2 separate regions of the Homo sapiens genome follow, and region 1 is linked to region 2. The links are chromatin loops, found by intact Hi-C in ENCODE. Cell type or tissue: A673. All regions are shown on one strand. Links, peaks and the distances in the headings refer to the core of each region. The heading gives the core; the rest is flanking DNA. Region 1 has its middle 66 kb from the start of KTN1-AS1. Region 2 has its middle 15 kb from the start of TBPL2.

Region 1 (15,953 bases), core at 3,687-11,686, 60 kb before region 2:
TGATTGTTTCCTTTGCTGTGCAGAACCTTTTTAACTTAATGTAATCCCACTTGTCCATTTTTGCTTTGGTTGTCTGTACCTATAGAGTATTACTCAAGAAAATTTTTGCCCAGATCAATGTCCTGGAGAACCTCCCCAATATTTTCTTGTAATAGTTTCATAGTTTGAGCTCTTACATTTGAGTCTTTAACCCACTTTGATTTGATGTTTGTATGTGGCAAGAGATAGGGGTCTAGTTTCATCCTTCTGCATATGGATATCCAATTTTCCCAGCACTATTTATTAAAGAGACTGTCCTTTCCCCAATGTATGTTCTTGGCACCTTTGTCAAAAATTAGTTCACTGTAGGTGCATAGATTTGTGTCTGGGTTCTCTGTTCTGTTCCATTGGCCTACATGTCTGCTTTTATGCAAGTATTATGCAGTTTTGGTTACTGTAGCTCTGTAGCATAATCTGAAGTAAGGTAATGTGATTCCTCCAGTTTTGTTCTTTTTGCTTAGGATAGCTTTGGCTATTTTGGGTCTTTTGTGGTTCCATTTAAATTTTAGAATTTTTTTCTATTTCTGTGAAAAACATCATTGGTGTTTTGATAGGGATTGCATTGAGTCTTTAGATTGCTTTGGGTAGTATGGACCTTTTAACAATTTCAATTCTTCCAATCCATGAACATGGAATATCTTTCCATTTTTTTAATGCCCTCTTCAATTTTTTCATCAGTGTTTTATAGGTTTGCAGTTTTCATTGTAGAGCTCCTTCACTTCTTTGGATAAGTTAATTCTCATGTATTTAATTTTATTTGTGGCTATTGTAAATGGGATTTTTTTTTTTTAATTTGTTTTTCAGATTGTTCACTGTTGGCATATAGAAATGTTACTGAATTTTGGCTAGGGGCAGTGGCTCATGCCTATAATCCCAGCACTTTGGGAGGCCAAAGCAGGTGGGTCACCTGAGGTCAGGAGTTCAAGACCAGCCTGGCCAACATAGTGAAACCCCATCTCTACTAAAAATACAAAAATTAGCTGGGCATGGTGGTGCACACCTGTAATTCCAGCTACTCAGGAGGCTGAGGCAGGAGAATTGCTTAAACCTGGGAGGCAAAGGTCGCAGTTAGTCAAGATTACACCACTGCACTCCAGCCTGTGTGACAGAGCAAGACTCCATCTCAAAAAAATGCTACTGAATTTTGTATGCTGGTTTTGTATCCTGCAACTTTACTAAGTTTGTCAGTTCTGATAGTTTTTTTGGTGGAATCTAAATTTTCCAAATATAAGATCATATCATCTGAAAACCAGGATAATTTTATTTCTTCCTTTCCAATTTGGATGCCCTTTATTTTTTTCTCTTGCCTGATTGCTCTAGCTAGGACTTCTAGTACTTTGCTGAATAATGGTGCTGAAAGTGAGCCTCTTTGTCATGTTCCAGATCTTGGAGGAAAGACTTTCCATTTTCCCCATTCATTATGATAATAGCTGTGGGTCTGTTGTAATTGGCTTTTATTATGCTGAGGTATGTTCCTTCTATACCTAGTTTGTGGAGGATTTTTATCATGAAGCAATGCTGAATTTTATCATATGCTTTTTCAGCATCAATTGAAATGAACATATGGTTTGTGTCCTTCATTCTACTGATGTGATGTATCACATTGATTGATTTGCATATGCTGAAACATCTTTGCATCCCTGGGATAAAGCTTGACCATGATGAATGATCTTTCTAATATGTTGTTGAATTCAGTTTGCTAGTATTTTGTTGAGGATTTTTGCATCAATATTAATCAGTGATATTGGCCTTTAGAATTAGTGAGCTTGAAGATAGGCTATTTGAAAATGCAGTCAGAAGAGACAAAAGAAAAAAAGAATAAAAAATAATGAAGCATGCCTACAAGATTTCATATATCTATATATATATATAGATGTATATATATAGATGTATGTGTGTATATATATATATATATATATATATATATAGAGAGAGAGAGAGAGAGAGAGAGAGAGAGAGAGAGAGAGAGAGAGTATGTGTGTGTAGTCTTGCTGTGTTGCCCAGGCTGATCTCAAACTCCTGGGCTCAAGCGATCCTCTTGCCTCAGTTTCCCAAAGTGCCAGGATTACAGGCGTGAGCCACCACACCTGGCATAATTCATTCTTCTGCTTGATCAGTTCTGCTATTAAGAGACTGATGCATTCTTCAGTGTGTCAGCTGCATTTTTCAACTCCAGAATTTCTTCTTGTTTCTTTTTTATTATTTCAATCTCTTTGTTAAATTTATCTGATAGAATTCTGAATTCCTTCCCTGTGTTATCTTGAATTTCTTTGAATTTCCTCAAAACAGCTATTTTGAATTCTCTGTCTGAAAGGTCACATATGTCTGTTTCTCCAGGACTGGTCCTGGTGTCTTACTTAGTTTGTTTGGTGAGGTCATGTTTTCCTGGATGGTCTTGATGCTTGTGGATGTTCTTTGGTGTCTGGGCATTGAAGAGTTAGGTATTTATTGTAGTCTTCACAGTCTGGGCTTGTTTGTGCCTGTCTTTCTTGGAAAGGCTTTCCAGGTATTCAAAGGACTTAGGCCCCAAGCCCAATAATGCTGTGGTTCTTGCAGATTCATAAAGGTACTCTGTTGATGATCTTGGATAAGACCTGGAAGAATTCTCTGGATTACTAGGCAGAGGTTTTTGTTCTCTGCCCTTACTTTATCCCAAACAAATGGAGTCTCTTTTTCTGTGCTGAGCTGCCTGGAGCTCAGAGTGGGGTGACACAAGTACCACTGTGGCCACCACTGGGACTGCACTGGATCAGACCTGAAGCCTGCATAGCACTGGATCTCACCCAAGGTTCAATGTAACTACTACCTGGCTATTGCCTATGTTCGCTTAAGGCCCTAGGGATCTATAATCAGCAGGTGGAGAAGACAGACAGGTTTGTGTCTTTCCCTTTAGGGCAGGACCTCCTCCTGGCTCCAGGCAGGTCCAGAGATGTTACTATGGATTAGAGTCAAAAACCTTAGAAATCTACCGGTGTTCCATTCTACTGTGGCTAAGCTGGCCCTCAAACTGCAAGACAAATTCTTCCTGCTCTTTCCTCCCCTTTCCACAGTCAAAGAAGCCTCTCCCAGTGGCCACCATCACCACCAGCCCTTGGGAGTTCTGCCAAGCCACCACCAATGTTCACTTAAAAGTCTGAGGACTCTTCAGTCAGCTTGTGGTGAATGCTGCCAGGAAAGGGACTCATCCTGCAGAGCAATGGGCTCCCCTCTGGCCCAGGGCAGGTCCAGAAATGCCATCCAAGAGCCTAGGCCAGGACTTGGGGACCCCAAGGACCCAATGGTTGCTCTACCTGCCTTTGGGCAAGCTGATACCTAAGGTGTGAGACAAAGTCCCCTTTACCTTTCCCTCTGCTTTTCTCAAGCAGAAGGAGTCTTTCATCATAGCTATGACAGCAGGGAATGTGCTGAGCCTCACCTGAAGCCAGTACATCTCAGAGGCTCACCCAAAGCCCATGGAGTACCTCCTGGGTATTTCTGTTGGTTATTCAGTGCCCAAGGGCTCTTTGGTCAGTAGGTACAGAATGCTGCCAGGACTGGGTCTTTCCCTTCAAGGCAGCGAGTTCCCTTCTGGCCCTGGGTATGTACAGAGATTTATCTGGGAGCTAAGGCCTGGAATGGGAGTCTCACAACTCTGCCCAGTGCCCTATTCTATTGTGGCTGAGCTGATATCCAAGAGACAGGACAAAGTTCTCTTTATTCTTTGCTCTCCTCTCCTCAAGCAGAAGGAAGGAGTCACTTTCTTTGTTGTAAGCTGTGCTGCCTGGGGTTAAGGGAGGGTGGCACAAGCACTTCCTTAGCCACCCCAGCTGGTGTCTCTCTAGGTCACATGCTGCCCTAGTCCACTGGCTCTAAGCCCAACCCAGAACCAAGACTTGCCTAGGAATTGCTGTCAGTATATTTTTAAAGCTACATGTTTATTTGTTCTGGAAGGAGCTTACAACTGAGGCATTAAAATCCTATAAATGTTTATGGTTAAAATGTCATATTTCTGACATCAAAATAAAGAAAAAGTGTCAATTAGCTTTTTCTATTTAAAGAGCCCCTTAATTCTCAAGGACTAGCTGTTTGAAAAGAGGAATACATCTCTATCTTAGAAGGTCTTCACTTTCGCTTTTGAATTCTAAAATCATTTTCATAGACCATCTATATGTCTTCCCATATAATAAGAAATCTTGGGCTGAGTGTGGTGGCTCACACCTGCAATCCCAGCACTTTGGGAGGCCGAGGCGGGCGGATCACCTGAGGTCAGGAGTTCAAGACCAGCCTGGCCAACATGGTAAAACCCTGCCTCTACTAAAAATACAAAAATTAGCCTTGTGTGGTGGCACATGCCTATAATCCCAGCTATTCGGGAGGCTGAGGCAGGAGAATCACTTGAACCTGGGAGGCGGAGGTTGCAGTGAGCTGAGATCGCGCCATTGCACTCCAGCCTGGGCAACAGAGCAAGACTCCATCTCAAAAAAAGAAAAAAAAATCTTGGGAAAGCTGGATTTTTTTTTTCATTTAAATTTTTTAAAATTGTGGTAAAATACATATAACATAAAATTTACCATCTTTACCACTTTTAAGGATACTGCTTGGTAGTGTTAACTATATTTATATTGTTGTACAACCAATCTCCAGAACCTTTTCATCTTGCAAAACAGAATCTTGTAAAAACTGAAACTCTATACTCATTGAACAAGAACTCTTTCTCATATTTTTTCCTATTTATTTATTTTTGAGACAGGTTCTCACTCCGTTGCTCAGGCTGCTCTCGAACCTCTGGGCTCAAGTGATCCTGCTGCCTCAGCCTCCCAAAGTGCTGGGATTACAGGCATGAGCCACCATGCCTGGCCACCAAAAACCCGTCATTTCCCACTCTTTTCACAACCCCTAGGCCCTGACAATCACCACTCTACTTTCTGTAGGTTTGACTACTCATATAAGGGAAATAATACAGTGTTTGTCCTTCTGTGACTGGCTTATTTCACTTAGCACAAAGTCCTCAAGCTTCAACCATGTTGTAGCATGTGTCAGAATTTCCTTCCTTTTTCCATTTGGTGGATTGGTATAAAACATTTTTCCTTCCTTTTTAAAAACTTTAATCTTTCAAAAATTTTTTACCTTCCATTCCACCTGTGAAAAAACTTTAATCTTTTAATGTGTTATTATAAAAACTAACTTTAACCTGTTTTTGTAAAAATGAGAAGGAAGATAGAAATGCTCTGCTCTGAAAGCAAGAGAGTCTTTCTTAGTTAACAGTAACTATATACATGCATTACTTAACAATAAGGATACGTTCTGAGAAATGTGTCATTAGGTGATTTCTTCTTTTTTGTTTTTGAGATGAGGTCTCACTGTGTCACCCAGGCTGGAGTGCGGTGGTGCAACCTCACTGCAAACTCAACCTCGCGGGCTCAAGCAGTCCTCCACCCCAGCCTCTTGAGCAGTTAGGATTACATGCCATCATGCCTGGCTAATGATTTCTTCATTGTGGAAACATTAGGGTGTACTTACACAAACCTAGAGGGTATAACCTACTACACCTAAGCTATGTGGTATGGCCTATTGCTATGGCCAAGGCTACAAACCTGTACAGCATGTTACTGTACTGAATACTGTAGGCAACTGAAACACAATGGTAAGTATTTGTGTATCTAAACATAGAAAAGATACAGTAGAAATATGGTATTATAATCTTATGGGACCACTGTTATATGTCTGTCATTGACCAAGATGTCATTATGTGGTACATGACTATATATGTACACACATGCATACACGCATAGAATGTGTGTATTAACAATATAATTGACACTATAGGATAATGGAGTAAAGAGATTCAGAGGCAACTTTTCAGGCATCGAATAATGCAAAGACTTACTGTTTGGAGAGGAGAGACACTAAAAAACCTGAAGCATTCCAGGATACACTGGTCCCATCACCTTCCCAAAAAAGCAGTATAAAGAGCATGATTTCTTTGTCCATATATGCTAGACAGAGGGCAGAGGTCTCCTCAGTAGCCCTGTCCTACCCTGGGGACTTCCTTTCCTATCAAGACTATACAGAGAAGGGTGACCCCAGGGTTCCAACCCAGCTATCAAGGGATACTTTTGTTTTCAGGATGATGACAAAATTTAACAGCAATTCATAACTTTACATATATTAGTCCCATTACCATGTCCAGGGTATGAAAGAGAAAATTCATCAGTTGCTCCGCTGCAAATTATTAGATTGAACTCTTAAATTGCCAATGGTTTACTGTTTTGACCTACAGAACAGCCTTTTCAACCTAACAGAATCTTACCTCTTTTTTTCTCCATCTATCAGAGAATTAATGTAAATACGTTCTTCTTTTATAACAAAAAGCATAACTTAGCAGTTAGGAGTATAGGCAACAGGTTCAAAAAGACCAGGATTTGAATCCTGGCTCGGTCTCTGTGTGTGAACTTGGGCAGTTTCTTAACCTTTCTGGGCCTCCCAGCCTGTAAAACGCAGGTAAGAACAATGCCTCCCTCAGATGGTTGTGGTGGGGTGGAAATGACATGAGATGCATAAAGTGTTTAGTACAATGCCTGGCATGTAGTCAGCTCTCGATATCAGCTCTTAGTATTATCACAACGACAACAACAACAACAACAACAAAAATAACGAAAAGTTTCACAGATAATGGCTTGATAGGGTGAGGTAACCGCATGTGATGATGGGACTCAGTTCCCCTCCTGTTAGTTGATTGGGATGAGGGATCCTGAAATCATGGCAAAGCACAGCAGGGTCCATGACTCTTCCTGGCTAATTTCCAGGGCAGATCCGGGCCCCTTCTCCAACCCTGCTTGCCTTTCTGGAGTGCTGCATCCTCCAGAGATGGAAGGGCCGGCCATCGTATGTCAGTCTGATTTCTGCACTTCAGTGAGAGAACACTGTGGAATGGAGGGAATAAATGACTCTCAGCTGCAGTTTTCGAGTTTTCTGTCTCTCTGGAAATCAGCCGGCTCCCGCTTGCTCCATTTACTGTGTACCAGCCAATACAAAATGAAATGCTCATGTCGTAATTTAAATTACGCGTATCCCAGAGGAGCCCCATGCAAAGCGCACATCGGTGTTTAACAATCTGCGAGCCCGATCTCGGAGACAGTTTAGAATAATCCACTCCTCACTGCTCAAAGGCTGCAGGCCTTCTCCAAGTCAGAGCTTGTCAACTGAGGACATGAAAGAGCTGCAGCGCAGCAGAACAGCAGATCACATTCGGTGAGCTGCCCCACTTGCACTCTTATTTGTGCATTACAGGATCGGAGAGGCGGCATGCCACAGTGGGTGCAGGGGCAGTCTCGCTACACGGACTGGGTTTGATTTGGCTTCACCACTCACTAGCTGTGTGACCCTTGGCAAGTCACCTGACCTTTCTCTGTCTCCATTTCCTTAGCTGTAAATTGGAGAACATAACAGAAGCTGACTCATTACTGGTGTTGGAAGGATTACAGGAATATATACAAAGCACTTAGGAAACATTAAGTCTAAGCATTTACTACTCTTGTTACTTCTTTTCATGTACATTGTTAAAAGGAGATAGATTAGTCAGATCCAGATGTATATAATGTAATTTTAGAGGTCTTTTACTGTGGTGAAATATATATCAAATTTAACATTTTAAGCCTACTATTCAGTGGCATTAAGTGCATTCATACCATTCTGCAGCCACCACCACTATCCATCTCCGAAACTTTTTCATTATCTCTTTTTTTTTTTTTCATTATCTCAAACTGAAACTGTTCACATGTATTCCTCCTCATTGTCCCCTGCGCCCAGCACCTGGTAATCACTGCTCTACTTTCTGTCCCTATGAAGAAAGACATCTGATTATTCTAGGTACCTTATATAAGTGGAATCATACAGTATTTGTCCTTTGTAACTGGCTTTTCACTTAGCATAATATCTTTAAGGTTCATCCATGTTGTAGCATGTTTCAGAATTTTATTCCTTAAGGCTGAATACTATTTCTTTGTATGTTTACATCCCATTTCATTTATTCATTCATCTTTCCATGGGCATTAGGGTTGATTACACATTTTTGCTACTGTGAATAATGCCACTATGAACATTGGTACACAAGTATCTGTTTGTGGTGGACCAGATGAGGCAAATGTGGTGCATATATACCATAGAACACTATGCAGCCATAAAAAAGAATGAAGTCACGTCCTTTGCAGCAACATGGCTGCAGCTAGAGGCCATTATCCTAAGTGAACTCATGCCGGAACAGAAAACCAAATACCATATGTTCTCACTTATAAGTGAGAGCTAAACATTGAGCACACATGAACACAAACATGGAACAATAGACGCTGGGGACTACTTGACGGGGAGGGCATGGTGGGGGATTGAAAAACTACCTGTTGGCTATTATGCACACTACTTGGGTGACAGAATCATTCATACGCCAAACCTCAGGGATAGGCAATTTACCCATGTAACAAATCTGCACATGTAAACCCCTGAACCTAAAATAAAAGTTAAGCTGGGCGCAGTAGCTCATGCCTGTAATCCCAGCACTTTTGGAGGCCAAGGTGGCTGGATCACTTGAGCCCAGGAGTTCAAGACAAGCCTGGGCAACATGGCGAAACCCTATCTCTACACAAAATACAAAAATTAGCTGTGCGTAGAGGCATGGACCTGTAGTCCCAACTACTCGTTGCGAGTGGGTGGTGGGGCGGGGTGGCGGCGGTGGTACTGAGGTGGGACGGTCACTTGAGGCCGTGAGGTCAAGCCTGCAGTGAGTTGTGATTGCGCCACTGCACTCTAGCCTGGGTAACAGAGTGAGACCCTGTCTCAAAATACATAAATAAATAAAAGTTATAAAACAAACAAATATCTGTTTGCATCTTTGCTTTCAACTTTTTTTGATATATACCCAGACATGGAATTCCTAGATCATATGATGATTCTATGTTTAATTTTCTTAGGAACTGCCATACTGTTTTCCACAGTGACTGTACTGTTTTACATTCCTACCGGCAACACACAAGGGTTCCAATTTCTCCACATTCTTGGGAACACTGTTTTTTATTTGTTTATTTTTTTTTTAGTAATAGCCATTCTAATGGGTGTGAAGTGGTATCTTACTGTGGTTTTGATTTGCATTTCCCTAATAATTAGTGATGGTGAGCATCTTTTCATGTGCTTATTGACCACTTGCATATCTTCTTTGATATAATGTAATTTTTAGATACACATTTCCTAATTGTTAATCTAAAATAATATTAATGAGACTTAATCAATCTATTAGAATGTACTGGCTTCTACTATGTGACTGCCTAATACCCCATGTATACACCTGGCCTGGATATATAGCAACCCCAGCAGGGCAATGTCTTTTATTTTTTACTCAACTAGTTATCGTAGCCAAGGTGACAATGGCGAAGTCTCCCATGTAGAGGGAGTAGGATGGAGAATCTTCCAGATAGCCCAAAATTTGAAGTGGTTCTCTTCCTCCTGAAACTTCCAGCAGCCGCAGTGCTTGCAGAAGGCACTTGATGGCAGCTTTCAGGGGCATTTCCTGGCAGCTGTGGCAAGGATTTTGCAGAATTAGAATGGCATGTATTATAACCAGAGCCATAAAAGTACAGTTCTTGGATACTCTGTACTTTAAATCTGCATTCTGAGCAATTTTAGACTTGGGAACCAAGGATTCCTTGCAATTAGGGTTCCCATTTTCAACAGCAGAAAGTAATGCAGTCATCACTTGGCACAGGATACACAGGCAAGTTTGAAGACAAGCAGAGAAGAGAATGGCCCAGAACCAAGGCACATACTTCCCGTAGCCACAACTGCCTTAGGGTCTCACCAATATCTGAAGGATACAGGATCCCAGAGTAATTTATTCATAAATGCCTTCAAGTTATTCATCATATATGAACACACAGCCTGCTATGTGCCAGACACTATTTTGGGCTCACATTGGTGAACAAAACAAAGTCCCTATTATCCTAGCACTTATATTTTATTGGTTAGTAGAAAATAAATGATCAAAAACATATTATTTGAGCTGGAGATAAGCTGGAGATTATTTGAGCTGGTGGCTCATGCCTATAATCCCAGCACTTCAAGAGACCAAGATGGGAGGATCCCTTGAGCCTAGGACTTCAAGACCAGCCTGGGCCACATGGTCAGACCCCATCTCTACAAAAATAAATAAATAAGAATAATTTTTTTTCAAAAAGTAAAGAGAAATGAGTCGCAATTAATTATGCCTGAAAATTATTATAACTCTATACACAGTATATAGTTATACCTAAGCTATACCTGTACATAATTCACTCCATAGTATAGAGTCAATCCTTTTAACTAACCTTTCTCTTGTCTTTCAAAGCCCTAAGTTAAGAATGTCCACAAGGACTAGGCACAGTGGCTCATGCCTGTAATCCTAGCACTTTGGGAGGCTGAGGCAGGTGGATCACCTGAGGTCAGGAGTTTGAGACCAGCCTGGCCAACATGGTGAAACCCTGTCTTTACAAAAATACAAAAAATTAGCTAGGCCTGGTGGTACACACACCTGTAAACCCAGCTGTTCGGGAGGCATGAGAATCGCTTGAACTTGGGAGGCTGAGGCTGTAGTGAGCCAAGATCACACCACTGCACTCCAGCCTGGGCAACAGAGCAAAACTCTGTCCAGAAAAAAAAAAAAATGTCTAGAAGGATTATTAAAAGTACTTATCTGAACCTGAGAGCACCAGCCTATGCCCAGAGTTTATGCACCAAGCAAGCAGCCCTCCCAGAATGGAGCCTGAGGTGAAAAATAGTGAAATAGAAGAGGCACCGTCATATGAAAAAGGAAGAGGTTGAAGGAAAAAAAAAAAGCCAAGAGAACAAGACGACAAGCCACACACTGGGAGAAAGTGTTTGCAAAAAGTACACCGGGTGAAGGACTATTATCCAAAATATACAGAACTCTTAAAACTCAACAATAAGAAAACAAAAAATCTGATTTAAAAATAAGCAAAAACCCTAAACAGATACCCCACCAAAGAAGATATATAGATGCCAAGTAAACATATGCAAAGATGCTCAACATCCTATGTCATTAGGGAATTGCAAATTAAAACAATGAGATAACACTATGTACCTATTAGAGTGGCCAAAATCCAAAACACTGACAACGCCAAGTGCTGACGAGGTTGTGGAGCAACAGGAACTCCCATTCATTGCTGATGAAAATGCAAAAGAGTACAGCCACTTTGGAAAGCAGTTTGGCAGTTTCTTACAAAAGTAAACATACTCTTACCATACACTCCTCAGTATTAACCCAAATGAATTGAAAACTTACATCCACACAAAAGCATGCACAAGGATGTTCATAGCAACTTTATTCATGATTGCCGAAACTTGGACCCAACCAAGATGTTTTTCAGTAAGTGGGTGGATAAATAAACGTGATACATCCAGACAATGGAATATTATCTAGCACTAGAAAGAAACGAGCTATCGAGCCATGAAACAGCATGGAGGAAACTTAAATGCATACTACTAAGTGAAAGAAGCCAATTTGAAAAGGCAATATACTGTATGATTCCAACAACATGACCTTCTGGAAAAGGCAAAACTATGGAGACAGTGAAGAGATTAGTGGTTTTCTGGGGTTAGGAGGAAGGAAGGAATGAATAGGTACAGCACAAAGGATTTTTAGGGCAGTGAAACTATTCTGCATGATACTATCATAGTAGATACATGTCATTATACATTTTTCAAAGCTCAAGGAATGTGCAACACCAGGAGTGAACCCTAAGGTAAACTATGGACTCTGGGTTGTAAGGGTGTGTTGATGTAAGTTCATCAATTGTAACAAATGTACCACTCTGGTGATGGGATTGATAGTAGAGGAGCATGTGTGTGTGTGTGTGTGTGTGTGTGTGTGTGTGTGTGTAGGGGATGGGGGTACCTAGGAATTCCGTGTACTCTTGCACAACTTTGCTGTGAGTGTAAAGCTGCTCTAAAAAAAATAAAGTGTATTAATTAAAAAGCAAAAGCAAAATAAAGCCACAGTGCCTGAATTCCTGGCCAGCATTTAAAGAGATTATGGGGATTAACTAAATTCCACAGGTAGAACATTTTAGCCCTTCAAAGAAAATCACTCCTGGATATACTGATGAGGAACTCAGAGAGAGAGGCAATGACCGTGTGGTGGAGCTGGTAGTAGTGGTGATCACGCAGTAACTGACGTCCATCGCCACTCACTGTGCAGCAGGCGCTGCCCTAAATGCTTTGCACTGAGTCCTCACCAACAACCCAAAGAGCCAGAGACTTACACAGCAATCCTCTAAAGTAAAGCTTCACTTTAAAACACGTGCTGAAATTAAGAAACACACTGCAGGCCGGGCGCAGTGGCTCACGCCTGTAATCTCGGCACTTTGGAGGCCGAGGTGGGCGGATCACCTGAGGTTGGGAATTTGAGACCAGCCTGGCCAACATGGAGAAACCCCCGTCTCTACTAAAAATACAAAATTAGCTGGGATTGGTGGCGCATGCCTGGAATCCCAGCTACTTGCGAGGCTGAGACAGGAGAATCGCTTGAACCCGGGAGGCAGAAGTTGCAGTGAGCCGAGATTGCTCCATTGCACTCCAGCCTGGGCAACAAGAGCAAAACTCTGTCTCGAAAAAGAAAAAGAACAAGAAAAAAAAAAAACAAACACACTGCATTGGTGAGGACGTGGGGAAACAAGCAGTACCATACCTACTTGGTAAGTGGGTAAATTCACAGCACCACCTTCTCAGAAGGCTGTTTGGCAATATCTAATCAAATTTTTCACACCCTTTGACCCATCAATTCTAGCTCTAAGTATCTTTTTTTTTTTTTTTTTTTTTTTGAGATGGTGTCTCGCTCTGTTGCCAGGCTGGAGTGCAGTGGTGCGATCTCGGCTCACTGCAACCTCCACCTCCCGGGTTCAAGCGATTCTCCTGCCTCAGCCTCCTGAGTAGCTGGGATTACAGGTGCCCGCCACCACACCCAGCTACTTTTTGTATTTTTAGTAGAGACAGGGTTTCACCAAGTTGGCCGGGATGGTCTTGATCTCTTGACCTCGTGATCCGCCCACCTCGGCCTCCCAAAGTGCTGGGATTACAGGCATGAGCCACCTCGCCTGGCCTAGCTCTAAGTATCTTATGGATATACTAACACCTAATTACAAAGGATTTATGTATAAAGATATTCATTGTAGCACTGATTATAGTAGACAAAAACTATACAAACTTAATCAGAATTGCTAAAATAAAACCAACTGATAATACCAAATGCTGGCAGGCATGCATATATTGCTGGTAGAGAAACAAAGTGGTATAGTCACTTTGGAAAACAGTCTGGGAACTGCTTATTAAATTGAACATACACTTACCATACTACCCAGCAATCCCACTCTGAGAAATAAAAACTTTGTTTACCCAAGAGAAATGAAACTTATGTCCACCCAAAAGCCAGTGCCCAATAATAACAGATTTATTTATAATCCTTCATAACTTGGAACAACCTAATGTCTTACAATTGGCAAATGGATAAATAAACTGTGGTGCAATGGAATTTGTGCAATAGTAGAGTAATAAGAAACAGCCAAACACTGGTACACACAACAACATGGATAAATCTCAGATGCATTGTGCTCAGTGAAAGAAACTGGACTCAAAAGGCTACATCCTGTATGACTCTATTGATATGACCTTTTGAAAAAGGCAAATTACAGGGACAGAAAGCTGATGCGTGGGATACTCAGGGCAGTGGGGAGGAAGTGCGATCCATGCTGTTTGCCAGGGGCTAGGGATGAGTGAAGGGGTGTGTCTACACAGGTGCATTAGGGAGATTTCTGGAGTGATGGAAATGTTCTGCATCTTGACTGTGGTTACATGACTATACACGTGTACCAAAATTCATTCATGGAGCTGTTCGCTTAGAAGGGTGAACCTTACTACATGTATACCTCAATAAACTTGGCTTTAAAAAATACTGGAAATACCAATATCATCAATAAGATGACTGGTTAAATAAATTCGAATACAGGCCGGGTGCGCTGGCTCACACCTGTAATCACAGTACTTTGGGAGCCTTAAGCAGGTGGATCATTAACAGCTTAAAGAAAGGGTACATTCTTAATACTAAGAATGTACATGTGTGCCGGGTGTGATGGCTCACGCCTATAATCCCAGCACTTTGGGAGACTGAGGCAGGCAGATCTCTTGAGGTCAGGAGTTTGAGACCAGCCTGACCAACATGGTGAAACCCCACCTCTACTAAAAATACAAAAATTAGCCAGGCCTGGTGGCAGGTGCCTGTAATCCCAGCTATTTGGGAGGCTGAGGCACAAGAATCGCTTGAACCCAGGAGGCAGAGGTTGCAGTGAGCCGAGATTGCACGACTGCACTCCAGCCTGGGCAACAGAGGGAGACTCCATCTCAGAAAAGAATATATATAAATACATGTGGGTGATGTGGATGAGTGTCAACTTGATTGGATTGACGGATACAAAGTATTGATCCTGGGTGTGTCTGTGAGGGTGTTGCCAAAGGAGATTAATATTTGAGTCAGTGGGCTGGGAAAGGCAGACCCACCCTTAATCTAGGTGGGTACCATCTAATCAGCTGCCAGAGCAGCTGGAATATAAGCAGGCAGAAAAATGTGAAAAGACTGGCCTAGCCTCCCAGCCTACATCTTTCTCCCGTGCTGGATGCTTCCTGCCCTCGAACATTGGACTCCAAGTTCTTCAGTTTTGGAACTTGGACGGGCTCTCCTCACTCCTCGGCCTGCAGACAGCCTATTGAGGGACCTTGTGATTGTGTGAGTTAATACTTAATAAACTCCCATATATATTCCATTAGTTCTGTCCCTCTGGAGAACCCTGACTAATACAATGTGGTATCTCTGAAAAGATATATATGAAGATAGAAGCAAAAATTCCCTCTGCCGGGGAGGACTGGAGGACTAGAGGTCAGTGGTCAGAGAGAGACTTCTCAATCCATAGACTCATTTCTATTTAAATGTTTAATTATGTATATGCATTACTGTGCACAACAGTTGTATGCAGATGCAGCCTAATGGCATCTCCTCTTGACAACCCTGAGCATCTCCGAACCGATGTCCTCAGGCCTCTCTGGTGCATACTCTATCGGCTGCTTGCAGGAGTCCTCTCAGGCAGGCAGGAATAGGTACAATATTGGAAATGGGAGGGAGATAGCATCTCCTTGACCAACAAGTAATGGGATCCAGTAGGTAATCCCTGTCTCAAGTGGACATTTCTGAAGCATTTTCTACATAATTCCTTAGAGAGTCTCCAGTGGGATTGAGCCCCAGTCGCCCAGAGTGGTAACTGGTTTTGCTTCCATTCCTATTTCACTCATTGCAGTTTCCCCACTCCAGTTTCCTGAAATTTTTCCCCAAATAACTGACTTGCACCAAAAAAAAAAAAAAAAAAAAAAGAATGAAAATAAAATTTAAAAAATAAAAGTGTTTGCATGGTATAATTCTGTTTTAAAATTATTATTCTAATTAATGATAGTGCATATAGAGGAAATAATTAATGGACAAGGCCGTCTCACCCTGTGGTTCAGAATAAAAGCTCTGAAGTCAGAAGTCTGAAGGCCAGTTTGCATCTTAGCTCTGCCATCTTCCACCTGCACTTGGCAAGTTAATCCCTCCAAGCTTTCATTCCTTTTTCTATAAAATGACACAAATAATAATATTTTCCCCATTGCCTGAGATTGTCTGGGGGTTAAATCAGATAATGCATATAAATCACTTAATGCTCAATACAAACATATAGAAACATTAGTTAATATTATTTTTCAGCCAGGTGCAGTGGCTCATGCCTGTAATCCTAACACTTTGAGAGGCCAAGGCTGGAGATTCACTTAGGCAAGGAGTTTGAGACAAGCCTGGGCAACATCATGAGACCCCATCT
Region 2 (15,953 bases), core at 4,642-12,641:
GACAATATGAGTCACCTGGCATATGATTATTTCTCCTTTCTCACTTTTTAAATTATCTTTTATTTTCATTTGCTTGGTTTTCAGCCACAAATTCTCTAAAGTTTCTGAATTTCCACTCAAAACTCTTGACACATCAAGCCTTGTGTTGATGTCATCCTTGTCCTGCAGGCTGGCGCTGTCAGCTTCAACTGCAGCAGGTCATCAGACTGTGATCTCCCTTCACTTTCATGCTGAGGATTACCTCTCCTCCCTCCTGGGTTCACTATGCTGTTTTCTTCTTCTTCAATTTACACTCTCATGTTGGGAGGCATATCCCCTGATACCCTGAGAAAGGGTACAGGAAATCCAAAATTTGAGGGAAGTCTTATATTTGGAGATGGGATGAAGGAAGGATGGATAGATGACGAAGGAGTATAAGGACACTTCCAGGTGAGATGGATATACTCATTACCTTGACGGTAGTGATGGTTTCATGGTTATATACATATAGCAAATCTTATCAAATTGTGACATTATATTGTATGTCAATCGTATCTCAATTAAGCTGCAATAAAAGATAAATAAAAAGGTATGCATATAAAACTCAGAAGCTGGGCTGGGCGTGGGGGCTCATGCCTGTAATCCCAGCACTTTGGGAGGCTGAGGTGGGTGGATCACGAGGTCAGGAGATCGAGACCATCCTGGCCGACATGATGAAACCCCGTCTCTACTAAAAATACAAAAATTAGCTGGGCATGGTGGCACATGCCTGTAATCCCAGCTACGCAGGAGGCTAAGGCAAGAGAGTCGCTTGAACCAGGGAGTCAGAGGTTGCAGTGAGCCAAGATCGCGCCACTGCACTCCAGTCTGACAACAGAGCAAGACTGTTTCAAAAACAAAACAAAAAAAAAACACACCTCAATAGTTTATCAACTTATGTTATTTGTAAGTCTATGGGGAAACAGGTACTCTCATACAATGCTGGTGGGAATGTAAAATGTTACAGCCTCTAGGGGAGAAATTTGACAATATCTAGCCAAATTACAAATGTGTTTTCTTTGGCTCAGTAATTCTGTTTCTAAGAATCTGTACCAAAAATACATGAGCAGAAATACAAAATGACATTTGCACAAAACTGTTCATTGAAGCACTAGTTGTAATAACAAAAGACTGGAATCAATATAAACGTACGTCAGCAGAATATTGATAAATGATGGTACAGCTATGTAATGAAGCAGTGCACAGTTGGAAAGAAGTGAGAAAAGTCTCTATATACTGCTATGGAATGATCAAGATGTATCGTTAAGTGAAGATAACAAGTTCTCAAACATTGAGAATATTCTACCTTTTGTTCCTGGAAATTCTCTATATCTTGATCTGGGTGATAGCTACACGAGGTGTATAAATGTGTAAAACTTCACTGAGCTGTACATTTAAGATGAGCACACTTTACCATATATAACATCCTAATAAAACATTTTTTTAAACTAGATAGGAGCAAATTGAGGAATGCATGGAAGAAGAAATGGAGACAATGAGAATTTTGTCTATGCAAAGGCAGGACTAGCTAGAGAGAATGTAATGTCAGAGGAAGGTTTTTCTTTCCTTCCTTTTCTCCCTTTCTTCTTTCTTCCTTTTTAAAATGGGACTTAAGCATATCTCAAAGCTGATGGCTGATGAGAAAGAGCAATTGAAAAGTAAGATTGAGTCTATATAAGAAAGAGAAGGTGGGCCAGGCACAGTGGCTCACGCCTATAATCCCAGCACTTTGGGAGTCCGGGGTGGGCGGATCACAAGGTCAAGAGTTCAAGACCAGCCTTGCCAACATAGTGAAACCCCATCTCTACTAAGAATACAAACATTAGTCAGGCGTGGTGGTGCGTGCCTTTAATCCCAGCTACTCGGAAGGCTGAGGCAGAAGAATCACTTGAACCTGCAAGGAGGAGGTTGCAGTGAGCCAAGATCATGCCACTGCACTCCAGCCTGGGCGACAGAGCAAGATTTGGTCTCAAAAAAAAAAAAAAAAAGAGAAAAAGAGAGAAGGTATAATCAATACTACAAGGTGTTTGGAAAGTTGGGAGGGTATGAGAGTCAAAATTCCCCAGAAAGGTATTGTTCTTAGATGGGGAGAAACATTTTTACTGTCCCAACAGGGGAGAAGGAGGCTAGAATGGGGATCGCTATAGGGAGTTTTCAGAATTAGGAACACCAGGCCCTAAAGGAGATAGGGCATGCAGAGGGAGTGGAGGGAGGTGGTTGTGGAATCCAGGAAGCAGAAAAGCCTTGGAATAGTCATTACAGTGAGTAGGAGAGTAAAAAGTAAGCTGAACAGGGAAATATAGAAGGATCATCAGCTATTAGTTGGGTTTCACCAAACCCAACTAAGAGATAGGATAGAAAGGGCCTTTAGATCATTGACCAGGTATGTTACTAAAACAATGTATCATGCAGTCTAAGGTGATAAGCAGGAAATCAAGACAGCAGGAGACAGAATGATTAGAAGTAAACAGAAGTCCGCAAGGATTGGAGTTCCAGTGAGGTTGACAAGTGGTTGTACTGGGACTGGTTGAAAGCAGGCTGGCAGGAAAAGATGCTGTGGCCAGAAAGGGAAAGCTTGAACTGGTGATTCCGGGCATGTTGGGTGATGGTAGACCCCAAAATGGCCATGGGTTTGGAAGGCTCATGTGAAATGGAGGCTGGGCGTGGAGGTTCATGCCTGTAATCCAAGCACTTTGGGAAGATGAGGCAGGAGGTTCGTTTGAGTCCAAGAAGTTCCAGACCAGCCTCGGCAACATAACGAGGCCCTGTCTCTACTAAAAAATAAAATGTTAGCCAGGTGTAGTGGTACATGCCTATAGTCCCAGCTGCTTGGGAGACCAAGGTGGGAGGATAGCTTGAGCCCAGGAGGTCAAGGCTGCAGTAAGCTGTGATTGCATCACTGCCTCCAAGCCTGGGCAACAGACCCAGGTCCCATCTCAAAAAAAAAAAAAAAAAAAAGAAACAAAAAACTAAAATAAAAAGAAATAAAAATGAAGTGAGATGGAGATCCCCACCACACACAGATTAAAATCTGAGCCAGCAGTTCCCAAAGTGTTTTCTACAGAACATTGCTTGACAAAGGGCTTATGCACTAATGACACATTATTAAAGTTCTGATATATCTTGAATCAAAGAATCCTATTTACTGTGTTTAACCAAATATTCCCTGAACCTTTGAATTACTAAATTTTTTTTGGTTCAATATTTATCAGCAGTCTTCTAAACTAATGTTCTTCCAAACACACTTTAGCAACTTTCTGCTTTGCATGTAACCTGCTGAAACTCTAACATTAATGGAATGAAGTGAATAATTATCACAGCAAGTGATCATTTTTTAATATCTGGGTTTTTTTTTTTTTTGGTTTGTTTTTGTTTTGTTTGAGACAGAGTCTTGCTCTTTCACCCAGGCTGGAGTGCAGTGGTGCAATCTTGGTTCACTGCAACCTCCGCCTCCCGAGTTCAAGCGATTCTCCTGTCTCAGCCCAGTAGCTGGGATTACAGGCATGTGTTACCACACCCAGCTAATTTTTTTTGTATTTTTAGTAGGGATGGGGTTTCACCATGTTGGTCAGGCTGGTCTCGAACTCCTGACATCAAGTGATCTGCCCGCCTAGGCCTCCCAGAGTGCTGGGATTGCAGGCATGAGCCACTGCACCTACCCTTTAATATCTGCCTTAATGTATTTTGATATGAAAATATGATTTGCCTAGCAAAAGCATGTAAAAAAGTACAACATATGTTTCATTAGGATAATAATGTTAGGTTTACCATAATTTGCTATGAAGATAAATAACAACAGTGTTGTATTAGATCATTAGAGTTGGGATTTAACCATGATTATCTTAGTCCTTCATTAATACAACTATTTTGACCATTAAGTAGCCTTCTCTTAAAACTAGTTACATTCCTGCTACAGAAAAGGCATTAAATAATAAAGGTTCTGATGTCAATCCCATCAAATATGTATTTCTATTCTTTAAGCCTCATAAGAATTCTACCACATATAGTAAGAAGAGTAAAGAAGAGCCATTAAAATTAATATAAAAGGTCTCCATTTTCTTTCACTTCATTTCTCGGACATTTAAGATCAATAACAAAAATTAGGTACCTGATGTAAACTGTTTTAATGCTGTTGCTGCCCCTCTCTGAGGAAGAATTAATACTTCCTCTCCGCATTGACATTTTGCTTAGCCAATGAAATGTGAGTGGAATTGACTTGGCTCACTTAAAAGCAGAAGCTTTAAAGAGCCAGCTTATTGTTCGCCCATGTCCTCTCTCCCTCTGCTACGAGAGCAGCAATATTCCAGGTAGAGGCTGCTCCGTCAGCCTGAGTCCCTGAATGAAGGGGATATGGAGCAGAACTTCAGGTGATCCTGAAAGGACACGTGTTATGAGCAAGAAATCAACCTTTATTCATGTTAGCTACCAAGATTTGGGTGTCATTTTTTACCATTGCATGACTCAGCCTATTCTGACTAATACAGAAATCACATTGTCCACCCTATATTCATTTCCAAACACTAGCAACTGTTAATGAACACAAATAGAAGTCATCACCAGAAGCATAAAATTCCCTCCACAGAATGTCTAGAACAGTGATGGCAAATTGACTTAATCTCTCATATCAGCTCTAATGAACTCATAACGATGGCCTGAGTCAACTCTATAGAGAACGGTTCTGAAACCATGACCTTGCCTGGCAGGAAAGAGTTATCGTATTTATTAGTATGTTTCCAGTAGAAGGAGGGGTAATAAGCTGTCCATCCCTGGCCCATGAGGCACAACCTGTCCTCACTATCATTTCTGTTTTTTTCTGATTTTGTACAGGAGGCATTGTTTTTTAAATATACCCAGAAATAACAGAAACTAGTGCATAAAACATTTAGGCTAATAAATAATTTCATTTAACTGATGAAAGGAAGAGAAAAAAAGTGTTACTATCAGAGCTGACCACAGAATTCCTCCTCAGCAAGAGAACTGTCTTTGTTAGAAACATCTCTAGTGGACTTTTTAGTTATTAAGATGGCCCTCTAGACCAGGCCTGGATGGTTGGCCTGGGGAGGAAAATAGTGAAACTTTTATATCAGAAATGCACAGTGATTTTTGGAGTTGGAGCTGAATGAGCCATGAAGAAGCAGGGAAAATCCCAAGAAGAGGGCCAGAAGGTGTCCCACTGCATGGCAGGAGGCTGTGGGGAAGGCAGGACACAGGATGCGCCCTCAGAGGACAGAAAGGCTGAGGACTTTTGAGAACTGGGATGGTTGAGTATGCAGTTCAAAGTGTTTTACCCTTCTATTCTGTAATCTAACATCCCTAACCATGACCACACATGCGCACACATACAAACACACAATTATGGGTTGAATTGTGTCCGCTGAAAATTCATATGCTAAAGTCCTAACCCGCAGTGCCTGAGAATATGATCTTATTTGGAAATAGGGTCATTGCAGATATAGTTAATTAAGATGAGGTCATAGTGAAGTAGGGTAGACCCCTAATCCAATGTTACTGTGGTTATACAAGGAGGAAATCTGAACACAGACACTCACACGGTGACAGCCATATGAAGACAGGAGTGATGCTGCCACAAGCCAAGAAACTACCAGAAGCTGGAGGGGAGACCTGGAACAGATCCTTCCCTAGCACCTGTTAGAAACAGCATAGCCCTGCAGACACCTTCATCTCAGGTGTCTAGCTTCCAGAACTGTGAGACAATGAGACAAGAAATTTCTATTGTTTAAGCCTCTCAGTTTGTGTTACTTTTTATGGCAGCCCTAGGAAATTAACACATATGCACATGCACAAACATGAATGCACACACACTTATGCACACATATGCACGCACACACACATGCACACACTCATACGCACACACACTCATGCACAGACACATGCACACATGCACACACACTCATGCACACACATGCGTGCACATACACACACCGGTGCCCAAATCTTCATTAAAGCTTGCACCACACGCACAGCCATGACCAGTGGCAGTCTGGAGACTGAGGGGTTTGTATGGGAGTTGAGTAAGTACATAGGCTATGCAAAAGGAACGAGATATGCAGAGGCAGAGCCCAGAGTAGATGCCAGAAAGGCAGTGGAAGCAGAGACTCGTGGCAGAGGGAGCACAGGTTCCTTTCACATGCCCCACTAGCAAGAATTCTCAGAGCTATTGGGCAAGTATTGAGACGGAGCAGGGACCCCTCTTAAGGGCTTGCAGCACCCTCCTCCACCCCCAACCCCAAGCAGGGAAATAAAATCTTGAGTTCCTTCAAGGGAATTTACAGTCACCTAGCTAGCCTTGACAAGTAAATGAGCAATTTGATAAGCAAGACGGTAACAGTAGCTTAAAACAATAGCCAAGGAAGTTAGAGTCACACGAATATTTGGTTCCCAAGAGAAACTAAAGATAACACCTTAGCATATATTCTTGAGTTGTTTTTCAGAATTTGGACCTCCACTAAATGGGTACACTGGTACAGAGACCTCTGATAAGGGGGAACTGAGGACTGAACTCCGACCGCTGTTCTAAACTTCTTTCTGAGGCTCCGGAGGTGCCGGGATTGCAGACGGAGTCTGGTTCACTCAGTGCTCAATGGTGCCCAGGCTGGAGTGCAGTGGCATGATCTCGGCTCGCTACAACCTCCACCTCCCAGCCGCCTGCCTTGGCCTCCCAAAGTGCTGAGATTGCAGCCTCTGCATGGCCGCCACCCCGTCTGGGAAGTGAGGAGCGTCTCTGCCTGGCCGCCCATCGTCTGGGACGTGAGGAGCCCCTCTGCCTGGCTGCCCAGTCTGGAAAGTGAGGAGCATCTCTGCCCGGCCGCCATCCCATCTAGGAAGTGAGGAGCGCCTCTTCCCGGCCGCCATCCCATCTAGGAAGTGAGGAGTGTCTCTGCCCGGCCGCCCATCGTCTGAGATGTGGGGAGCGCCTCTGCCCCGCCGCCCGTCTGGGATGTGAGGAGCGCCTCTACGCGGCCGCGACCCCATCCAGGAGGTGAGGAGCGTCTCTGCCCGGCCGCCCCGTCTGAGAAGTGAGGAGACCCTCCGCCCGGCAGCCGCCCCGTCTGAGAAGTGAGGAGCCCCTCCGCCCGGCAGCCGCCCCGTCTGAGAAGTGAGGAGCCCCTCCGCCCGGCAGCCGCCCCATCTGGGAAGTGAGGAGCGTCTCCGCCCAGCAGCCACCCCGTCCTGGAGGGAGGTGGGGGTCAGCCCCCGCCAGGCCAGCCGCCCCGTCCGGGAGGGAGGTGGGGGGGTCAGCCCCCCGCCCGGCCAGCCGCCCCGTCCGGGAGGTGAGGGGCGCCTCTGCCCGGTCGCCCCTACTGGGAAGTGAGGAGCCCCTCTGCCCGGCCACCACCCCGTCTGGGAGGTTTACCCAACAGCTCATTGAGAACAGGCCATGATGACAATGGCGGTTTTGTGGAATAGAAAGGGGGGAAAGGTGGGGAAAAGATTGAGAAATCGGATGGTTGCCGTGTCTGTGTAGAAAGAGGTAGACATGGGAGACTTTTCATTTTGTTCTGTACTAAGAAAAATTCTTATCCTGTTGATCTGTGACCTTACCCCCAACCCTGTGCTCTCTGAAACATGTGCTGAGTCCACTCAGGGTTAAATGGATTAAGGGCGGTGCAAGATGTGCTTTGTTAAACAGATGCTTGAAGGCAGCATGCTCGTTAAGAGTCATTACCACTCCCTAATCTCAAGTACCCAGGGACGCAAACACTGCGGAAGGCCGCAGGGTCCTCTGCCTAGGAAAACCAGAGACCTTTGTTCACTTGTTTATCTGCTGACCTTCCCTCCACTATTGTCCTATGACCCTGCCAAATCCCCCTCTGCGAGAAACACCCAAGAATGATCAATAAAAATAAATAAATTAATTAATTAAAAAAAAAAAGAAGTTAAAAAAAAAAAAAGATAAATTTCTTTCTGAGGGGCCTGGAGGAGATCACACCCAAGAGCCAAAACTAACATTATTTTCTGCCGATCCCAAATGTTTAGACAAAGCTCCACCTCCTTAACCAATCACAAATCAGCAAATCTTTGACTCCACCTACGACCTGTGGGTGCCTGCTTCAAGATGTCTCACCTTTTATACAGGTCAAACCAATGTATATCCTGCAAGTTTTTTGTTTTTGTTTTTGAGATGGAGTCTCACTCTCACCCAAGCTGGAGTACAGTGTTGCAATCTTGGCTCACTGCAACCTCCGCCTCCCAGGTTCAAGCAATTCTCCTGCCTCAGCTTCCCAAATAGCTGGGATTACAGATGCATGCCACCATGCCCGGCTGATTTTGTATTTTTAGTGGAGACGGGGTTTCAACACATTGGCCAGGCTGGTCTCGAACTCCTGGCCTCAAGTGATCCGCCCTTCTCGGCCTCCCAAAGTACTGGGATTACAGGCATGAGCCACTGTGCCCGGCCAGCCTTCCTGTATTGGTTTATGATTTTGCCTGTAAGCTCTGCCTTCCTGCCTTTAAAAATCCTTACCTGTAAGCTCTTGGGGAGTTTGGGTCTTCAGCCTGAGCTGCCTGATTCTCCTTGCTTGGTGCCAGGCAATAAATGCCTCACTTTCTCTCGCTGCAATCCCGATGTCAGTGTTTGGATTTTTGTGCCAGGCAAGTAGACCTAGTTGTTTGATAACAGTATTCGGGGTACCTACTGCATAATGTCAAGTGGGTGTCTCTGGTTCAGGCAGTGAGTAGTGTAAGTAACGAGCGATTGAAGGCAAAATGGCTCGCTGCCTGTTTCCGTACAAAAGCAGCCCTGGCAACAATCCAGACTGATCTGTCCTTGGCCTATTCATTATTCTCTGCGCAGTGATAATGAGTTTACTGCTTTGTGGGCTTTTAGGTAAGGGGAAGAGATGAGCTTGGCTTAATGCCTGCTGACTCATAAGACGCAGGGGCCCTGGCCTGCCTCTGATGGGATGCATGCACTTAAATCAGGAACAATTTCTATTTCCTCTCCAGCAAAAACGCTGCGAGGGGAGGCTAGTCAAGCATGCAGAGCTGGAGACCTAGGAACTCTATCTCTGCTTCTGGGGACTGGGGGTAGAAAGAAGGAAAGAGCAGGCACAGTCCTTCCTCAAACCTCCCCTTTAGCTGCTCTACAAACATGCTGCCGCTAAAAAGCATTAGAGCTGCTGCTGATTCCTATCAGGAAGGAATTATACTAAGCACGCCTAGCATTTATGAAAGGCTGCCTATCTTTTGTTAGGCATTATCTGGATGCAAAAGCGAATCAACAACCTTCCACTCCTTAAGGAGTGTGCAATCCAGAAGGGAGTGTAAACAATGAAATGTAGGACAAGGTTAAATGAAACACAGGCCAAATTGTTATGGGCATTCAGAAGAAACACTGTGTCTTAGCTTTGTCTTGGGAGATCAAGGAGGGCTCCACACAGAAGGTGGCATCTGAAGGCTAGGAAGGATTTCCGAAGACAGAGAATCGAAAAATAACATTCTCAGCTGAGGGAACTATAGGAACAATGATACTCAGAGCTTTTTCAGAGCCTGGAAGTGTCATTTGGGAACTGAAGATGGGAAGGTTTATGTTTGTTTGCCCAGGCTCAGGAATTTGTGTTTTATTCTAAACTCAGTGTGGAAAACAATGCAGATTTGCGGAAGCATGGAGTGAGGTAAACTTTACATTTTAGCAAGGTGATCTGGGTTCTAGAAATGTACCTGAAATTTACTAAGCCCCTGAGCATGGCTAGGCACTATACTAAAACTTTTAGACATTGTCTCTTTAGGCAATTGCTTTTAATGTCCTTATTTTGCAGATGGGAAGACTGAGGCTGAGTGAGATTAAACATCATGGCCAAAGTTAACTTCCGTTAGCAGGTCCTAACATCACAGGTTTTGCAGCCAGTACCACTTACAGTTACTGTATCGAAGTCTTTTTTTTTCCCCAAGACCAATGTAAAGATCAAGGCTATATAAGAGGACGCTTTTTTTTCTTTTCTTGAGACAGAGTCCCCCTCCGTCATCCAGGCTGGAATGCAGTGGTGCAATCTCGGCTCACTGCAGCCTCCACCTCCTGGGTTCAAGTGATTCTCCAGCCTCGGCCTCCTGAGTAGCTGGGATTATGGGTGCCCACCACCACACCCAGTTAATTTTGCATTTTTAGTAGAGATAGAGTTTCACCATCTTGGCCAGGCTAGTCTCGAATTCCTGACCTCAGGTGATCCTCCCACCTCAGCTTCCCAAAGTGCTGGGATTACAGGCATGAGCCGCCGCACCTGGCCCCATTTTATTCGCTCCTTCCAATACAAGCAAACCTAGGGATACAACCAGAAAACTGCCACGTGAGGCTAAAATATGCTCTTGCTCCTTCAGAAAACAGCACAAGTTCATCAGCCCAGAAAGTTCTCAAACATTCTCAGGACAAGGGACACTGAGTCCAAAGCCTATACTTTTAGCCACAGCACTATTCTGCCTCCCAGTATACAGTCCTAGTATGGTACTTTTCAGCAGAAATCCCATATGTCTTCCAATATTCTTTAAGACAGTACTCTTGAGGCTAAAATATTCTAAACAAAGAGCTGAGTTTCCAACAAAAAGTGCTTTAGAAAACTGAGTTGCACAGAGAATGGGGTGCATAGAAATCTGGGGCATGCACAGCCAAATAACTTGGGTCTGTAAACATTTATCAGATTATTTTAAAGTGATTTTGCAACATTTCCTCATCAAATGCCTTACAGTTCTGGAAAAGGGCAGATATAAGAATTCCTTTATCACTTGGTCAGGTTTACAGATGGAGACACCAAAGCAATGAGAGTTTTAAGAGGCGCTCAGAAAGTCAGTAATCTCAGCACTTTAGGAGGCTGAGGTGGGAGATCATTGAGCCCAGAGTTTGAAACCAACCTGGGCAGCAAAATGAGACTCTATCTCTACAAAAAATTAAAAAATTAAAAATTAAAAAGTCAATAGCAGGGCTAAAGAGAAATCTAGATTCCTGATCTTGAAGCACATGGTTAAATCGAAAAATCATATCTCCATGGGCATCAAGGAGATAGAAATGGGGATGGAAAAAAGGCACTGTCCTTTCTCTTAAAAGTAATATGCACTTTTATAAAATACTCTTTTTGTAAGAAGTAAAATATAAATGTTCATTGTAGAAAATTTGGACAATACCAAAAGTTCAAAGAAGAAATGAAACCCACCAATAAGCTCGGTACCCAGAAATATCCCCTGTGAATGTTGGTATATTTCCATCCAGGAGTTTATGTGCTGTTATCATTTAGAGACAGACAGCCCTTCCATTCTACTCCATTTTCTGAGAGCAGGAATCTGAAAGGTAGATCTCAATCAATAATTGATGCCCCCACTGCATGCCCAGCACTATGCCAGGCACCATGGGGTCAGAAGGAAGACTGCACTCCTCACTCTAAGAGGCTACAGTCAGTTAAAGAGATAATACACAGACCCAGAATCAGGGAGCTGGCAAGAGCATCATATGAGCAAACTGGCTGCAGGAATTCAGAAAAGGAAAGCTGGCTGGGAGAGGCTTAATGGAGGAAATGATCTGGAGCGGAGGTATGAACAACGTTTAGACTCAGGATTGCAGAAAGAAGGAGAAATGCACTCTGGGGTTGAGCAGGTGGAAGATGGGACAAAAACAGCATGGACCAAGGACAGTTGGCTTGGTTCCTAAGGATATTGGCCTGGGTTTAGAGATTAGAGGGTGTGAACAGAGGCCCTAACATCACAGGTTTTACAGGCAGTGCTACCCACAGTTACTGTACCAAAGTCATTTCTTTTCCAAGACCAATGCAGAGATCAAGGCTATATACGAGGATCCATTTTATTCACTCTTTCCAATTCAACCAAACCTAGGCATGCAACCAGAAAACTTCCACGTGAGGCTAAAACATGCTCTTGTTCCTTCAGAAAACAGCACAAGTTCATCAGCCTGGAAAGTTCTCAAACATTCTCAAAGCTGATGTCCAGGAAGTGCTAGGTCAGGGCATGTGCTATAGGAGGGACCACAGGGGAAATGATCGTACAAAATCATGGCACAAAGTCAAAACCCAGCATGCACCAGCCAAATCCTGCACATATGCCAAAAACTGAATTCTGCCACCTTAGTAACACTGAAAAAAAATATATCCTGGGTAAGAGGTGGTGTGATATCTGAGAAAATCCCAAGGTTGTATCTTGGCAGCTCTATTCCCGGTGTGACCTTGTGCAGTGACTTAATTGCTTTGCCCTTCAATTTCCTCATCTGTAAAATGAGGATAATAGCACCTGCCTCATACTTCTGATGTAAAGATTAAATGAAGTAATGTATACAAAGCACCTTACACCACATCTGGCCATTGAGTAAGCCCTGGGTAAACACTGGTTCCTCTTCTTTTCTTCCCACTAGTCTAATATTAGAAAGCCAGATCAAAAGGGTCAGTGTGATTTGGGGAAACTAAAAAACAGAATATGATGCTAATAAGGCTTGAAGCCTCAGACCACATTCAAGGTCTCCAGGGCATTGGTAATGTCCAACTTCTTTACATGGCTCTAAGGTTCACATCTGTCTGAGATGTCACAGCTTGATCAAGGCCTCCTCTATACCATATTCAGCATAAAGTGTTTTGAGACAGGATCTATAATAGGATGCTGGAGTGAGGCCAGCATAGTTGCCCTGAAACCCTGCCTCCTGCCCCCAGCTCAGGTACCAAAGGAAGGCGACATGGGGTATTGAAACAATTTCCAAAGGTTTAGCTCACATAAGCGGAATAGAGACAGAGAAGGGAAAGTCCTCAACCTAGAACACAGATTAATTACCAGGGAGCCAGAAAAAGCTAATAATCCTAGTTGACAGGCAGCCAAATGACTTGGGGTAGCTCATTTAGAGTGTGGGTGTTATGCAGCCCAGAAGACAAACACGTGTAAACAACAGCAGGTAAAACATGAACCAACCTACTTAGCAAGTTAGATCAAGAATCTATTGATTGCCAAGTCTCTTTGAGTCCTGCAACACACTTCCTCTCTGTCCCTTCTGTTAAAGCAAACTAAATATGGCCCAAGAAGGACCCCATACTTCTATATTTCAGTCCCTGTGGACGAACTGTAACCTAGCTTAATAGGCAGACAAGATTGAGAACCTAATTTAGTAGTATGTGCCTGTAACAATAGCTGAGTCTTGGCCAATCCCAGCAGCCATGCTTCAACCACTCATAGACTGCTGAGTGTTCAAACTGTGTTCAAAGAAGGCAAATGCCAACCTGTAACCAATCCAACTGTTTCTGTACCTCACTTCAGATTTCTGCATGTCACTTCCCTTTTTTGTGTCTATAAATTTGTTCTGACCACCAGACATCCCTGGAGTCTCTCTGAATCTGCTGATTCTGGGGGCTGCCCAATTCACGAATCGTTCATTGCTCAATTAAACTCCTTGAAATTCAATTCAGCTGAAGTTTTTCTTTTAACACTTCATTCCACTGTCCCTGCCCTAGTTCAGGCCCATATTACCTCCTGTTAGCTCAGGGACACCTTCATTTTCTGAATACACAACTCAACAAGTTCTTCACTGATCATCAAATAAAATCTACATTTCCTAACCTGACATTCAAAACCCTCCATAATATGATCCACATCTTAAACAACACATTCCATTTCAGGATCCTTATGCTTCAGACAAACCAAAGCCAACAAACCTAAGCCTTTGTATTTTTCCACCTCAGTGTCTTTGCTTGAGCTGTTGTTTCACAGCCATTCTCACGTATTCTTTGTGTTAGTTACCTAGGGCTGCTGTAACAAATTACCACATCCCGGGTGGCTTAAAACAACAGAAATGTATTCTTACAAGTCCAAGATCCAGATGTCAGCAGGGCTAGTTCCATCTGGCAGCTCTGAGGGGCAATCCGCTCCATACCTCTCTCTTAGCTGCTGCTGGCTGCTGGCAGCCCTTGTCATTCCTTGGCTTGGGGCTGCCAATCTCTGCCTGTCTTCACATGTGTGGCCTTCTTCTCTCTGTGTCTCAGTGTCTCAAATCTCCCTCTGCCTTTGTCATATAAGGACACCTGTCATTGGATTTAGGGCCCATCCTAAATCCTGGGTGGTCTTATCTTGAGAGCCTTAATTACATCTACAAAGTCCCTTTTCTAAGGTCACAACCACAGGTTCCGAGTGGATATGTCTTTCGGGAGGCCACAATTTAACCCGTATACCCTTTAAGACCTTGGTCTCTTGCTGCCTCCTTTATGAAATATGCCTTGATGTCTAGCCCCAGGAAGGAATTTCTCCCTCCTATGAACTGCCAAGAAACTCAACTGAATTTGACTTTGTGATATTGTGTTTGTATGAACAGCTTATCTTTGAGTGAGTTGCCTAACTTCTGTAGGCCTCAATTCCTCATCTTTGAAACAGAGATGATTATTACATTTATTTTTAGCATTATTTTGGGTTTTGGTTTTTTTTGTTTTTGTTTTTTGAGATGGGGTCTCTCTCTCTGTTGCCCAGGCTGGGAGTGCAGTGGTGTGATCTCAGCTCACTGCAACCTCCACCTCCTGAGTACAGGCAATTCTCCTGCCTCAGCCTCCCAAGTAGCTGGGATTACAGGCATGTACTACCATGCCAGGCTAATTTTTGTATTTTTAGTAGACACAGGGTTTCACTATGTTGGCCAAGCTGGTCTTGAACTCCTGACCTCAGGTGATCGGCCCACCTCGGCCTCTCAATGTTCTGGGATTACAGGCGTGAGCCACTGTGCCCAGCCTATAGCATTATTTTGATAAAAAGAAGTTTTAACGGACTTAGAACACTAGCCAGACATAGCAAATCATCCATATGTGCTATTATTATCCTTATCTTTATTATCATATATTGTCCCTACTATATTGTAAGTTCCTTAAAGATAGTCATCTTTGCAGCCTTCATGGATTCTAAAAAGTATCTCGCACAGAATCATGGACGAGCGAACATATCAGGGAGAAGGAGGGAATGACAGCTAAGTCATCTTGAGATAGTCAATACAGGGACATGTTTGGAAATGTCGTGAAGAGTGACTCCTCTATGCAACATTCAACCAGCAGGAAAGTACTCAGGTCTTCCCCGAAGTGAAAAGTCTTGGTCAAAACTCCCTGCCAACAGTTTTCCCTTTGATTTACAAGCAGGACAACTTGGAGAGTTGCCAGTCTGGTGTTTCCAAGTACAGCATATCCAAAGAATTCCTTTCATAAACAGCATCATTTGCTGATTTGTCATCATGGTAATTATATTTTATTATTCCCACTGTACACTGTACCTCTTAGCACTGATGTGGTTCTGAAATAGAAGTGAAAAAAAGGGGATAGGGGAGGGGCTGACTCCCAGGCTTAAGGGAAGAGTGACTCAGTGGCCCTAGGGAGCCTCTTCTCAGGAACTGGGTAGGTGTGCTGACTCACTTCTGCCTCCGGCCTCCTCCCAAAGGTTGCTGCTTCTCCAGGACCTCACAGGAGCTGTGGAAGCCTTTAGTGGTGGCTCTGGTAATTCTCTACACACACCATAATCTTCCCCTACATAATCCCATGAGCTATTTTATAAAGCTGCCTTCTAGAAGGCCAGTGCTCTAGATACGTGGTTCAGACCGAAGTCTTCTAGAAGATTTTTAATTTTTATGGGTACCTAGTAGATGTATATAGAAGATTTTCATTGTTAGTACAAGTACAAACACATACAAAAATCCATTCCTAGTCAGGTGCACACAAAGTGGAGTTCAGGCCAGGCATGGCACTTTGGGAGGCCGAGGCAGGCGGATCACCTGAGTTCAGGCGTTCGAGACCAGCCTGACCAAAGTGGTGAAACCCCGTCTCTACTAAAAATACAAACAAATTAGCTGGGTGTGGTGGTGTGCACCTATAATCCCAGCTACTCAGGAGGCTGAGGCAGGAGAATTGCTTGAACCCAGCAGGCAAAGGTTGCAGTGAGCCAAGATCGTGCCACTCCACTCCAGCCTGGGCGAC

The links. Peaks named below come from ENCODE experiments on the same cell type or tissue, not always from the same donor. Only the 100,000 strongest peaks of a DNase experiment are listed, where the experiment ranks them.
Region 1: it touches region 2 in a loop (2.6-fold over the local background); 2 of 110 quality-filtered maps call a loop at or near these places.

Annotation. Positions count from the first base shown.
Region 1 is chr14:55,506,489-55,522,441 of GRCh38, reverse strand. No RefSeq gene overlaps it. Among named protein-coding and RNA genes, the nearest start is that of KTN1-AS1, 66 kb to the left of the region's middle. In A673, for the core only: no CTCF peak of the experiment used is centred there; a DNase peak (open chromatin) is centred at 7,281; H3K4me3 peaks cover 1,051 bases; H3K27ac peaks cover 1,156 bases.
Region 2 is chr14:55,447,650-55,463,602 of GRCh38, reverse strand. No RefSeq gene overlaps it. Among named protein-coding and RNA genes, the nearest start is that of TBPL2, 15 kb to the right of the region's middle. RefSeq lists enhancers at 14,719-15,918, 15,683-15,953. In A673, for the core only: no CTCF peak of the experiment used is centred there; a DNase peak (open chromatin) is centred at 8,872; H3K27ac peaks cover 1,849 bases.